Regions from separate parts of the Homo sapiens genome. Here all the other regions are linked to region 3. A link is a contact called in ENCODE Hi-C or POLR2A ChIA-PET data. All regions are on one chromosome and are shown on one strand. The core of a region is the stretch at or near the end of the contact, and the rest is flanking DNA. Distances in the headings are between cores, read along the strand shown.

The links. A loop is a pair of places that touch in the nucleus more often than their neighbours do. ChIA-PET counts read pairs that join two places held with the same protein, here RNA polymerase II (POLR2A). Pooled maps may share reads with other maps.
Region 1: a map of heart left ventricle shows a loop between it and region 3 (2.5-fold over the local background). The contact joins the promoter of DLGAP1-AS6 here to the enhancer-like site in region 3. A Hi-C loop is called at or near these places in 1 of 168 maps with a recorded cell type or tissue (heart left ventricle) and 6 of 50 pooled maps. POLR2A ChIA-PET finds 5 or more read pairs at or near these places in 5 of 52 experiments (BJ, MCF 10A, OCI-LY7 and 2 more).
Region 2: a pooled map shows a loop between it and region 3 (4-fold over the local background). The contact joins two enhancer-like sites. A Hi-C loop is called at or near these places in 4 of 50 pooled maps. POLR2A ChIA-PET finds 5 or more read pairs at or near these places in 3 of 52 experiments (B cell, IMR-90 and PC-3).

The regions. Positions count from the first base shown.
Region 1 is chr18:3,651,643-3,654,496 of GRCh38, reverse strand. It overlaps DLGAP1-AS6 (DLGAP1 antisense RNA 6), which reads right to left and starts at 1,467. Exons shown (of 3, transcript NR_188002.1): 1 at 1,286-1,467. All of the region lies in intron 7 of DLGAP1 (DLG associated protein 1), which reads left to right. RefSeq lists enhancers at 1,374-1,668, 714-1,913.
Region 2 is chr18:3,623,606-3,626,528 of GRCh38, reverse strand. The region is part of intron 7 of DLGAP1 (DLG associated protein 1); the gene reads left to right. Among named protein-coding and RNA genes, the nearest start is that of DLGAP1-AS2, 21 kb to the right of the region's middle. RefSeq lists enhancers at 758-1,329, 1,494-2,693, 2,476-2,923 and a silencer at 2,365-2,659. Within about 2 kb of position 1,553, at least 33 of the 41 ENCODE cell types and tissues checked have a DNase peak (open chromatin) inside an H3K27ac peak, as active enhancers do.
Region 3 is chr18:3,540,024-3,542,956 of GRCh38, reverse strand. The region is part of intron 9 of DLGAP1 (DLG associated protein 1); the gene reads left to right. Among named protein-coding and RNA genes, the nearest start is that of DLGAP1-AS1, 53 kb to the left of the region's middle. Within about 2 kb of position 1,561, at least 6 of the 41 ENCODE cell types and tissues checked have a DNase peak (open chromatin) inside an H3K27ac peak, as active enhancers do; they include PC-9, where a contact is called at or near this core.

The DNA of each region.
Region 1 (2,854 bases), core at 218-2,717, 110 kb before region 3:
AGTGCAGTATTCCACTTGCCAACAAAAGGATACAGTGACAAAATACAATTTTCATTTTAAAAGTCAGAAAGTCAAGAGAGCATTAAGTAATTTTAAAACTATTGTTTTGCTAGAGGTTATTAGTGGGTGTCATGGCTGGTCTACACCCCCAGGACAGGGTTTTGTTTTCTCCAGAAAGATGAGAGTTTGAGGGAAAACAAAGGCAGGAAGCAGAGTGACTGCTTGGGGCTAGTCCGGCAGCCTCTGGCCACCTTCCTCATCACTCAGCCTCCTCTGAGTCCCTGGGGCTCACAGGAAGTTCTCTGGAGTGGCTGCGGATACCAGAAGTCAGGCCCACTGCGACTGTTGCTTGAGCATCTTTTTGGGCAGCTTATTGTCTGAGGCTCGGGAGCATGCTGTGTTGTAACCGTGTTAGAATATATGTGTGCAGGGGCAATTTGGGAGTGCGGTTGTTGGGCTGGGGGGACGTGTGTTCCATGCATGCATTCTCAGTGCATCTGAAACGTGGAACTCTTACAAGCATGCTCAGTGGCACGTGTGTCGGACACTATCTCTTGATGAGAAATCAAACCTCAGATGGTCGGCCTTGCCACTGCTTAGCTAATTACCGTACTTGCAACTTTCCATCTGCAGAATGAATTCAAGGCAGCTTCGTGCAGCTTTTCATGTCAAAGAGTGTGCACATCAGTGGAAGAAATCCACTGTCAGAAATGAAACCGCTTTCCTTTTTTAAAAAAAAGAGACTCTGCTCTATATTATCCTAGAGCTCTGAAACTAGTATTAATATTTTAGGTAGATTCTCTTATTCTTTTCAAGGAAAAATAATTGTCAAAGTCCTAAGAGAAAAACAAACCAAGATTCCATTTGCCACTCCCTACCAAGTGTCTATGGCAGGCAGTTTTGTTTCTTCTTTTCTGGAGCAGGGGTGCCCTCTTCCGCACTGTGCAGCTTCATAGCAGCTTTTTAAATCAGCAAAAAGAAAAACCCATTTTGTGTCTCATGAATGCTAAGGTTAAAGGTGGAATGTCCTTTGAATTTAAACAGAAACACTCATCAATGCTTTGATTATTTTGCAATGAGGAAAAATAAGTGAATAGGGAAAAAGTTCAGTTTGAAAGAAATAATTGCAAAGTCTTATCGATAACACTGATGAATTCTCACCTCTGATTTTAGATTGATAATCCCAAACTCCGAGAAAATTGGGGTCAGAGAGAAACATCTAGACAGCAATTTGACGGAAGGGGGAAACAGTCGCACCAATGGCAGGGAAGGAAAAACCACTCACAGCAAGAATTCCACAAGAGTCTTCTAAATATTTCTCTGAATAAGGTCTTTTCTCTTGAAACTGGAGCAGGGAGATAGATGTTAGGTCTACATATTTTCACCAGTAGGGCCAAAACATTGGCCTTATCAAGGAGAAGTGGGAACACAGGTCATGGAAGAGCTGAGTCACCCCTGAGTCAGAATGACTCTGATATTCTATAGGCAGCTATTTATTTCCAGGGAAGGAGGGGCCACCCGAGCTGGAAACTCTTGGTCCAACCGAAGTGGTGTATTCAGACATGGGGAGTGGGAGTGTTCCAGCAGGCACAGGCCTGGAGGGACAAGATGAGCCAGCCGTGGTGGCAGGCTGATGCAAGTCTTTGCCAGTGATAAGCAGCATGTGTTCTGTGTTGAGACTTGTCTGCAAGGCGATTTGTTTATACCTCATAGGTGAGAATCTAAAACACCAAAAGGACATCACATTCTTTTGAAAGCCCGTATGAAAAAAATGAAGGTTGTCTTCTTTGGAAAAGTTCCACATTTCTAAATATAGGAACAGATGAGCCTCTCTGAAGAAATCAAATAAATGAGGGCTGGGTGCGGTGGTTCACACCTGTAATCCCAGCACTCTGGGAGGGCGAGGCAGGAAAATAGCTTGAGGCCAGGTATTCAAAGTTCAAGACGGCCGTGAGCCACAGAGCGAGTCCCCCTCATCTCTACAAAAAATATTTTGTAAAAGTTAGCTGGTTGTGGTGGCATACACCTGTAGTCCTAGCTACTTGGGAGTCTGAAGTGGCAGGACCAGTTGAGCTCAAGAGTTTGAGGCTACAGTGAGCTATGACTGCGCCACTGCACTCCAGCCTGGTCAACAGAGCGAGACCCTGTCTCTAAAATAAAAACTTTTTAAGGAAATTCTGTTGTTCATAGTATGACAAGCCAGGTGTCCAAAAACACCCCAAAGGGATTTAATGTATTAAAAATATTCCTAATGTATTGATGTCATTCCCTCTGTAGGTGAACTCTGCCTTTGTCATTGTGTCTTTCTTTCTTTTCTTTTTTTTTTTTTTTTTGATACAGAGTCTCGCTCTGTCGCCCAGGCTGGAGTGCAGTGTTGTGATCTCGGCTCACAGCAACCTCCACCTCCCAGGTTCAAGCAATTCTCGTGCCTCAGCCCCCTGAGTAGCTGGAACTACAGGCGCGCGCCACCACGCCCGGCTAACTTTTGCTTTTTGTTTTTTGTTGTTGTTGTTGTTGTTGTTGTGTTTGAGACAGTCTTGCTCTGTCTCCCAGGCTGGAGCGCAGTGGCGTGATCTCGGCTCGCTGCAACCTCCGCCTCCTGGGCTCAAGTGATTCTCCTGCCTCAGCCTCCCGAGTAGCTGGGATTACAGGTGCCCGCCACCACGCCCGGCTATTTTGTATTTATAGTAGAGACAGGGTTTCACCATGTTAGCCAGGCTGGTCTCGAACTCCTGACCTCAAGAGATCCACCCACCTCGGCCTCCCAAAGTGCTGGGATTACAGGCGTGAGCCACTGCACTCGGCCTCCCAAAGTGCTGGGATTACAGGCGTGAACCACTGCACCCGGCTTAAT
Region 2 (2,923 bases), core at 304-2,803, 84 kb before region 3:
TTGACCCCCCACATTCAAGTGATCCTCCCACCTCAGCCTCCTGAGTAGCTGGGACTACAGACGCCCACCACCATGCCCAGCTAATTTTTGTATTTTTTGTAGAGACTGAGTTTTGCCATGTTGCCCAGGCTTGTCTTAAATTCCTGGGCTTACGCAATCCTCCCACCTCAGCCTCCCAAAATGCTAAGATTACAGATGTGAGCCGCCATTCCTGATCTTTTTTTTTTTTTTCTTTTTTGAGACTGGGTCTCACTCTGTAGCCCAGGCTGGAGTGCACTGGCGCGATCACTACTCATTGTAGCCTCAACCTCGGGCTAAAGTGATCCTCCCACCTCAGCCCCCCAAGTAGCTGGCACTACAGGGATGTGCCACCACGCTGGGCTAATTTTTTTATTTTGTAGAGATGGGTCTCCCTATGTTGTCCAGGCTGGTCTTGAATTCCTGGGCTGAAATGATCCTCCTGCCTCAGCCTCCTAAAATGCTGGGATTACAGGTGTGAGCCATGGCTCCCAGCCACATTTTCATCTCCCACAAACCTAGGCAAGCACAAGTCTACTTTCTGTCCCTCAGAATTAATTTATGCTTTTGGAAAATGAATAAATGTAGGCATGCATGAACAGAGATTTGATCATATCCTTTGAAAAAACTATTCAACTCCCTGGGTCAGGGGAGGTTAGTTCAACATTGGTAGTTCAAGGAATTTGTGACATGCCAGAAATTAAGAACTCAGGTTGAGAACAGTGATAGTTGCATTGTGTTAAGATGAAATTGATATTTATGATTTCCTTTTTTTTTCTGTTTTACAAATGCTTTCTGAACTAACATGATGTACTAATCTCTAAGAAAAATAAGCCTAATTGCCTCTCACTTAGATTGCAATCATGAAGGTCTAATTTTTCTGTAAGAACATTACTCTTCTTAGATTACAACATATTCATAAACAAAACCCCAAAAAAGGCATGCTTTGGGTTTAACTGCCTTAAAACAAGCCATTTTCTATTGTGAAAGCTTGAAGTTGTCCAACATCTAATCTCCTAGAAAATAATTTGCTAATTTGCTTCGATTTTTCTGTTTGGGGCATTGCGTGAAGTGGTGCCTCCTTGAAGAACTTCACACACACAGGAAGCAGTTCCACTGCAAGGTGACTCACCTGAGGAGGTCTCTCCTTCCCTCCATTAGCTTCCCAGCCCCCGCAAACACACACACAACCTCTCACGGGGTGGGAGGACAGAAACTGTCTGTGCAACTGCACAGAGATCTTGGCCACCTAAGCAAATAGGTGGAGTGTATCCATACCTGATAAAACTTTCCAAATAGTCATAGAATTTGGCAGTCGTAACATCACTGGGCATTTAATGACTAGGGCTTCATCTCTATGAAGGGGGCTGTGAAGCCTGCTCGGGAGAGAGGAATGAGGGACCATCTCCTTAGAGAAGTGGGTGGGTAGAAATCATTTCTTATACTTGGCAGGGGTGGAGGACAGCCTCCATGAGTCACGACTCAGGCGTTTAGGGACTTGTGGCTTGGGTTTTTCCCTTCTGCATATTGTGTGTGTGGTAGGTAGACTTTGCTTCTGGGAGCATCTGCGGGAAACCGCTATTTTTGGTTCTTATGAGAGGCAGGAAGAGCGTTCAGTGAGTACTACCTGGGTGGGTCTTAGTGGTCTATTTCTTGGAGTTTAGATTAGTTTGCTCTTGAGATTCCCCCTGGGTGCATATGGCCTAACTCAGATGTGATATGATCAAACCTTCCCTGTAGCTAAGCAGAAAAAAACAAAATAAATTTGAATTTAAAAGGGGATGGGTATGCTCAGTCTGTTTTCCCTCTTCTTTATCATGACTTTTGGGGATTTCTTGAATCTTAAAAAATTGAAGTCTTCCAATGGGGAAAAGTAAGTAGGCTTTTCCTTTCTAAGAAGGGTAATGCTTAACATTTGTGGGATTTTGGTGATAAGTTTGCTACAAAACTACTCCTACAGTTCAGAGAAAATGACGCGGCAGAAATGAGCTGCCAGCAGGGCCAGGCTGTCGGCTTTGAAATTCCAGAGGCCTGCCCAGCCCTTTTGGTTTCCTGGAATGCTTTCATTCAGTCGTCATGCGGTAGGTGAGGAAAAACCCTGCAACATCAGTGTTGAGCTGGAAGAATATCTCATCTGCCGTCAGGGGACAGCGGCCCAGGGCGACAGGCACACATCCCTGCCTGTGCTCAGCGGCACAGTCAATGGACCGCGGGGCAGGGGCACGCAGGCTCGCCCAGCAGCAGTGTCAGACCTATGCGCACAAACAGACGGTTCACGCCCAGGTCACAGGCGCCCGTTGTCTCCTGGCCAGAGGTTGACGCACAGGCCAACCGTTGGACAGGCTCATGCTCTGTGTCATGAGAAAGGTGGAGCAGAGGTGACTCAGGGAAAGGCTGCTTTCCCCTAACACTGGCATTTGATTAATCTCATCTCAAATGCTGTCACTCACCCAGAAAGGGCCTAAATGTGCCTTACTTCCGCTGCTGGAGCGGTGGAATGTGGCAGCAGCTGTCTGGATGATGTGGAAGCCCAGCACGAGGAGGAGGGAGGAAAAGTACCAGATCCCACTGAACCGGTCAGATGAATGCAGGCAGGAGGGGAAACGGGCATCCGCACGGGGACCGGCCACATCCTAAGGCTGGAGGCTGCCCTGATGAAAAAGGCCCATTAGCAGGGAAGCAACGGGAAAAGCATTTTCTAGGGGGGTTTTCCTTTTTTTTTTTTTTTTTTTTTGAGACGGAGTCTTGCTCTGTCTCTCAGGCTGGGGTGCAGTAGTGTGACCTCGGCTCACTGCAAGCTCCGCCTCCCAGGTTCAAGCGATTCTCCTGCCTCAGGCTCCTGAGTAGCTGGGATTACAGGCATGCGCCACCACGCCCGGCTGATTTTTGTATTTTTAGTAGAGAC
Region 3 (2,933 bases), core at 312-2,811:
ATGTCCTGGATTTTGCCTTTCTGCTTATTACTATAGTTCCCAGGTAGCTATATTGCTGTCATAATCTCCACTTCAGAAACAAGAGATAAGTGTGAATAAGTGTGTGGTACAGGTTCTGGCTTCCTGCCTCCATTCCAACTCGGCTACGTTTCCTAAAGTGAGATATTTCTGATGTAATTTGTAATAATTTATAAAGCAATCATCGCCCATCTTCACAACTGAAAGTGTTAAGGGGAGGCAGAAACTTTGCAATTGTATACTCCTTAGTTCCTTACTGACAGTGTCAAACTGACAAGTGACAACTGTCATTCTTGGGGGTATGCAAAGAAGCTACTGGTCTCATAACAATGTTCTGGAAAGCGAATTCCAGGATGTTATTTTTCTGGTGTATGTATACTTAATATTTTCATCTGTGCCTTTACAAATGATTTATCCACTGTCTGAAATCTTTAGAGATCATCCAAGTGGAATTCAGTGTTGCTGCGAGAACTCTTTTCCTTCAGCATCCAGAAAATCAGAAGAGAACACTTTTCCTAGAAAAAGGGATGGCAAACTACTCTGTGGCCTCTTTTTCTGCCTCATCAACTCTCCAGCCTTATCAATTTTTAATAAACAGGTGAAATTGACTAATAGTGAATGTCTAGAGCAAGCTTTGTGTGTTCAGAGGTGTGTATACCTAAAGGGAAAGCCAGGATCTTTTCATTTACATCAGTGGGGTGGAAATGGGAGCAGATGCGTATTTTGATGATTTGCATAAAAGTTTCTGCTCTTTCTGATCTTCTGTTGGTGGAGCAACCTCCTTCTCTCCTAGTATACCTTTTATACATTACACATAACATTTAGACCTCCAGGACATACTTAATGTGAAAGAGAAAAAATGCTGGCATTAAATATGCCTGTGAATGGCACCTACCATTCCAGTAGATCTGTGAATGCACAGACTGAGTCAGAGGTGTTGAAGGAAAGCCCCGGTGACATATTATGAGAGCCACTCCTCGTCTCTAGAAACAAATGCCTCAGTGAATAGGACTGTTACCCCTTTTTTTTTTTCCACCAATATTGCCTCTGTTTCCATTTGCATTTCCAGAAGTGACCCAATTCTGAGTTTTTAAAATCTTCCTTGCTTCACACATCAAAGCTCACAGCCTTCGTAACTGGGTGGAACAAGCAAGTGGAAAGGTAGCATTGTTTTCTCTTATAGCACAATGTCAGCTACTATAAAAGATCTCTTTTGATCGCAAGGGACTTAAATATGTAAACTTTAGGGCTTGTAGTGATTTGTGCCTTTTCAACTAAGCAGGATATTAAAACATAAAGCCAAAATTGAGGCAACATCTGACAGCCAGTTCAGGGACCACAGACTTGGAAAGACCTTTGGCAATCAAAAAACATTGCTTCTTTGTCAACCCAGGAGCTTTGGATCAGTCCCCACTCTTCAAAGTTTCCTTGGAGTACCTCACAGCCCAGTACCCACCCTTGAAATTGCACTTGAAAAGTAATCTCTTTTCTTTGCCAAGTTAACAATATCATGACCTAGCCAAATAGTTCCTTACTGTACACCTGAGTTTTAAAGGCGTGGCATTCAGGCGTTTCAAATTTCAAAAGCCTGAAACTTGGCATAACTCCTGATAAGCCTCACAGCTTCCTTTTTTCTTTTCTTTTCCTTTTCTTTCCCTTCTTCTTTCTTTCTGCCATCCCTCCCTCCTTCTCTTTCTCTCTCTCTTTCTTCCTTTTTATGTATTTTTCAAAATAACTTAGTGTGCAGAAAGAAAACCATCGGACTTACAAGCCTACAGCCTCCATTTGACAAGACTCAGTAAAACATAATTGTTAGTGAGACTGCTCATGCTTTGTTAGTTACCTCGGGTCAGTAGCCAAGGAGTGACCTAACCTTCCAGTTGCGGAGGTAAAGCAGTTCCTTCTGGGGGCACATTCAGTTCAAGGATGTTTTGTTGAGACTCCTAACCAGGGTTCCTATAGTGACAGCCCATCAAAGGTATTAGCACCTGCCCAGCTGGTGCTAAAAAGAGGCTGGCAGCATGCTGGGCCCTCTCAGAAGTTACCAGATGACAACACGTCCACTCTCATTATTTTCTATTTCCTCCCTTTATTTTATTTGAGAAAAACATCACAATTATTTGGGGTAGAGAAAATTTTTTTATAGAAAGCCTATCCTATTTTCCTTTACTTTAAAGACATCTTCAAGCATGATGTATTTAAGCAAAGGAATGATGAACATAGAGGATTTGAAATAACAGATGGATGTTTGTCTTGAGATAGTTTTAAAATCTGGTGATAGGACAGTGCTAACCGTATATAAATGGAGGGTAGGAGGGTTCCTCCCACCTGAATTTTTGCACAAGGGATGCTTATGCCTGCGCCCTCCCATGCATGATTCTAATTTGGAAGCTGATCCAAATTAGTAAACCTAAGTAAACCTCTTTTGGGGGAGCTTGAATTTTTTTTTTTTTTTTTTTTTTTTTTTTTGACACAGGGCCTCACTCTGTTGCCCAAACTGGAGTGCAGTGGTGCAATCTCGGCTTACTGCAGCCTCTGCCTCCCGGGTTCTTCAAGCCATTCTCGTGCCTTAGCCTCCCGAGTAGCTGGGACTATAGCCACGTACCACCATGTCAGGCTAATTTTTGTATTTTTAGTGGAGACGGGATTTTGCCATGTTGCCCAGGCTGGTCTCGAACTCCTGGCCTCAAGTGATCTGCCCGCCTTGGCTTCCCGAAGTGCTGGGACTACAGACGTGAGCCACTGCACCCAGCCAAGCTTGAATTCTTGATCTCGGTCTCCTCACGCCCGTGCCTTATTTTGATCTGTCTTTTATTTTATGTAATGAGACATCTTGGTTTTTACATCAGTGAAAGGGTGCCATTTCATAAAATACCAAGATGGTTGCACTTTCTAGGAGTAGCATTTCAGATCCC